2 separate regions of the Homo sapiens genome follow, and region 2 is linked to region 1. The links are chromatin loops, found by intact Hi-C in ENCODE. Cell type or tissue: GM12878. All regions are shown on one strand.

Region 1 (2,500 bases):
GGTACTCCATACTTCTCATACTTTAGCTAGGCTTCACAACAAGTAGATGAAGTAGGCTTTACAATTATACTGCTTTTATAAATTGAGCCTTTGCAAAGTAATACAACAGGTGACAAATATCACACAACCTGCAAGCTAGGCAGTTAGGATTCAAACTCTAGCTCAGCTCCAGAGCCCAGGCCCTCAACCCTGCAGGTTGCAGCTTCCTCTCTGCAGCATCAGACTGCACCCTTTGCCTGGCTCTGTACTTTCTCCTATGTCCTTCTTGGTCTCTATCTGGGGCTGCTCTTCCTCGGTGCACCCTTAAACATGGATTTCCCCAAGGTTCTACCCTAAGCTTCTCATCCCTGGAGGACTCTCATACAGTCCCTTGCCTCAATTATTATACACAGAAATGCAAAATCGGCCTCTGTAGGCATTCTACTGCCTGGTCTCCCAAACTGGTCTACCTCCACAGATGTCTCAGCTAAAACATGTACAACATGGACTCAGCTCATCTACTCAATGTGAATGAAGTGCCCATTCTGAGATGCTCTCTCAGCCTCTTGGAGGGCCTCCCTCCTAGCACTAACCACATTGTGTTGTAGTTACTGGGTCCATCTGCCTATCCTGTGTATCACCATTGCCTCCCCAGTGCCTAACATAGGAGCTAGCATGCAGTACATGCTCACACAGCAATTATGAAATTAGGTAATGCAGAGCCTTTGGCTGGTCATGTAACCTCCCTAGACCTCAATTTCCTCACCTGGAAAATGAGAGTTGGAGCACAGGAATGGGAGTATGTTCCATCCTGCAAGCTGCCTTTGAAAAACGGGCTGCTGTCAAATAAGCTGAAACATGCTGCATGTTCGCCTCTTGGCAATTCACTTTAGATATCACATTGAAAGCTCTGACAATTTTTTGCTGTTGTCTAAATAAGGGTTTCCCAAACTTATTTGACAACAGAATATTTTCCTGGAGTATCCCAGCCCCTCCAACATGAGTGGTGCTCCATGGAGTGTACACTTTGGCAAACCCCAGATCAGTGGTTCTCATTGTGTGTGGTGGGGGCGGGGGAAACAGGCAGGTAGGGGGAACCCTGCACTACTGACATCTAGTGGGTAGAGCCTACATCCTACAATGCACAGAACAGCCCCCACAACAAATAATTATCAATGCAAAATTGTCAATGGTGCCCAGGCTGAGAAACCCTGTGCTAGACCAACCTTTACAACCAAAGTCCCTTCCAGCTCTTAAACTTCTGATGCCACCAAGCCATAAAAACTTGTTCATGCCCCAGATACAGATAATGGGACATCTCATTTAGAACAAAGACTAAGCAATGATGCATTCCTTTTAAACTAACAAAAAAGGTTTGATCAGAATGTTTGCTAACCATTCTTGCCTATTGTCATATTTGTCTTCTATTGTTTATTTCATTTTTTTTTGTATTTTATTATCAATCTTTTATTTACAACACATTTGTAGCATAATATTATGGAGCAATCACTGGAAAAATATTCACTTTGGTCACTATTAAAAAATTAAAGAGAAATGTGACAGTTTACACCATATTGTGCATCAGGTGTTTTGCAAACATTCTGTGAAGGGTTTACCCAGTTCTTCCGTAAAGAATAACTTAAAGGTAGTGCTAAAAGGGATGACGATTTTGTTTAACATTTCACTTTAGCTATAAAAAAAATTAGTCTGTGTTCAAATTACATTTGCTTCAGGGAAGAAAGAAAAGAAAAATAAATTGCTTTAAATTAAATACATATCAAGGACAAAATGAATAACTAGCAAATAAATATTTTTAATTGATTTTTTTCAGCCACCCACTTCCCGTTCTTCCTTAGCCTTAAAAAAAAATGTGGCCGGGCGCGGTGGCTTACATCTGTAATCCTAGCACTTTGGGAGGCCAAGGCAGGTGGATCACAAGGTCAGGAGACCGAGACCATCCTGGCTAACACAGTGAAACCGTCTCTACTAAAAATACAAAAAATTAGCCAACCATGGTGGCGGGTGCCTGTAGTCTCAGCTACTCGGGAGGCTGAAGCAGGAGAATGGCGTGAATCCAGGAGGCAGAGCCTGCAGTGAGCCAAGATTGCACCACTGCACTCCAGCGTGGGAGACAGAGGGAGACTCTGTCTCAAAAAAAAAAAAGGTTTTGATTATAAATGATTTTGTTTGCTAGATGAAAAATCTGATCACTATATTAAAATAGGCTTTGTCTCTAAGTAGTTTCAGAGAGTATTTTAAGACATTATTTATCTTTCAAAAAATTACATTTAAATAATGACATAACAGTAATAATAATAACAATAGTTAACATTTATTTAGCACTTAGGAAATGCCAGGCAACTGTTTTGCATACATGACCTCATTCTAATACAGGAACATCTAGAGGTAGATACTGTTAATCCCACTTTACAGAGGAGGAAAATGAAGTTTTTCTTCAAGAAAAGGCATTATTCCTCAAAGTGACACTGCTAGGAAGTAGTAAAGCCAGCCCTTGCATCTG
Region 2 (2,500 bases), 80 kb before region 1:
TTGCTTGAGCCCAGGAGATTGAGGCTGCAATGAGCTATGATCTTGCCACAGCACTCCAATGTGGACAACAGAACAAGATCCTGTCTCAAAAAATAGAAAGAAAGAAACAATTTTCAGAGCCCAGAGAAAAGTGAAAATGCAGGATTCCCTGATTAAAAATTATTAAGAATTTCAAGGTGACAGAGGAGCTAAGTGAAGCCCAGGGCTCTTCTGAGTCAGTGTGAAGCCTGTGCAACTGTACAGGTCATACACCATGAAACAGGCCCTGTTTCTACGTACGCCTCCTACACCAATACTTCTCAAAGGCTTGTCACCAGACCACCTGCCTCAGAATCATCTGGGTTACCTGGTTACAATGCAGATTGCTAGGCCCATGGAACCAGCTCCCTGGGGCTGGTGCCCAGGAATTTACATCAAGGTAGCACTCCATGTGACGGAGGATGTACACTAAAGTTTAAAAACCATTTCCTGACTACTTGGGCTAAGACGTCTAGACTATTTCTGGAAACTATTTGCACCAAATGATGAGAAACAGCTAAGTAGAAACCAATTAAGTAACTGTTAAATGGGAATTCCAGCAGAAATTCCTCTCTCCAAAGTCTCATACTAGATCAGTCATCAGTATACATCAGATAGACATGTAAGTCTGAGATGAAGGGCTAGATTATAGCTGTTGGAGCTCCTAAAATCGTAGAGTTGGATTTATTAAAACCTATTACTATGCCCCAATGCTCAGAACAATGTCACCTTGTACCTTAATATTAATAGATTATTAAAAGGACTAAGTTTAAAACTTCAGGCAGCACTTATTTCTAAAGAAGTTAGCATCACCAGTAAGGCACTGTTCAACTTTCCTGCTTAAGGTAACATGTTCTCATCTTAAGGGGCTGACATCCACATCTGTGTGTGTATTTAAGTCCTTCCTTGTATGGAGACCTTTATTATTTGAAAAGAGTGCTCAAATTACCTCAAAAGATCTTTCACAATTTTAAACCTAAAAGATGATACTGCCTTTCAGTATGTGTATAAAATCTATGACAAATTTTCAGTATTCATTGTATTTATAAATAAGAAATAGGGATGGGAGTTGGAATTATATCACTTTCATGACAAAGAAAAGAACATTGTTGAATATTATCCAAAGGCAATTCTAATTTTCCTGCTCTGGATAGAAAATATCTGTATTTTAAAAAGCTATTATGCTATACTCTATCTCTGAAATTTAAAACCACTTTTACTTTCTAACTACCTATACTTCCAAAAGCAATTTGCAGAAGGTAATTAAACTTAAACTTTAAATCATATGGGTATCATTTTCCTCAAAGTTTCAAAATGAACCATAGAAGCTTTTGTGATCTGGGTGCCAAGACAAAACATAAAAGCCACAAGGTAGAATATTTCTTTACAATTATATCCTCAGAACAATAAAGTGCAAAATACATAAAAACTGTGGTAATTGTATCTGTAAGATACATTATATTAAAGCCATTTCAAATCCCTAAAGCATAGATTGTATTACATCAATTTGAGTGAGTTAGCATGAAATTAGTTTTGTAATCAGCCATGCATAAGGACATGAAACAAATGTATAATTTTCTATTTTTCAGAATGACGTCTTTAGTTTTTTTTTCCCAGTAGAGACGGGGTTTCACCATGTTAGCCAGGATGGTCTCGATCTCCTGACCTCGTGATCCGTCTGCGTCAGCCTCCCAAAGTGCTAGGATTACAGGTGTGAGCCACCACGCCTGACCGATGTCTTTAGTTTTTAAAAGACGCATTTACCTTTGATAAAGACAACATACTGACTCAGTTAGGGAATTTTATAATCTTTATATATCGTGTCTCAAAGATGACACTAGTAGAACAATTACAAAAATATATGGATGTGGTTTATCCACTGATCCATTAAGAAATATATAGTATTTTCCCAACATTGTAATCTTTTATTCTTTCATTTTTACAGGCTGATTAATATTCTGTTACACTTTCTAATTTGTTATAAATGATACATTTCAGATAAACAGGTTTCTTTTTTATTAAGAGGGAAAAGGCCTAATAGCAAAGTAAGTTAATAACATACACACATGCTCACATACCCATGTATGTGGAACAGGCAGCAGCTTAAACACCACACTGTGGCTTTAAGAACATTGCCATGCTTTTCACAAACCAGCCCAGGCTTTGAATGGAGACTTCTGGTTATCAATTGCAGACACATGAACATGATGACCACCCAACCACGGGCAGATATAATGACATCAAGGACACCCCTTAGCAGAGACTTCCTGTCTCTTCCTCTCCCTCCATCTGCTGTTGCCTAGAACTGTCTCCATAGCACACCAAGGCCTGAATCTGCTTCTCCTTCCTCACTAGCAGATAAAGTGATCAGAAAACACCAATAGAGGAGTATGCTTGTTTAGAGACCAATAAGGAAGAGAACAGATGTGAGCTTGCACTCCTTAATGGGTGGACCAGAATCTCTGGCTGGGAGCAACAAGTG

The links. Peaks named below come from ENCODE experiments on the same cell type or tissue, not always from the same donor. Only the 100,000 strongest peaks of a DNase experiment are listed, where the experiment ranks them.
Region 2: a loop joins it to region 1, with 1.9 times the contacts of the local background. A loop is called at or near these places in 1 of 110 quality-filtered maps.

The regions. Positions count from the first base shown.
Region 1 is chr3:16,926,280-16,928,779 of GRCh38, reverse strand. All of the region lies in intron 1 of PLCL2 (phospholipase C like 2), which reads right to left. Among named protein-coding and RNA genes, the nearest start is that of MIR3714, 5.7 kb to the left of the region's middle. RefSeq lists enhancers at 131-290, 351-600. In GM12878, a CTCF peak has its summit at 1,097 (motif pointing left); no DNase peak of the experiment used is centred here; H3K4me3 peaks cover 736 bases; H3K27ac peaks cover 1,468 bases.
Region 2 is chr3:17,006,423-17,008,922 of GRCh38, reverse strand. The region is part of intron 1 of PLCL2 (phospholipase C like 2); the gene reads right to left. Among named protein-coding and RNA genes, the nearest start is that of PLCL2-AS1, 47 kb to the left of the region's middle. In GM12878, no CTCF peak of the experiment used is centred here; no DNase peak of the experiment used is centred here.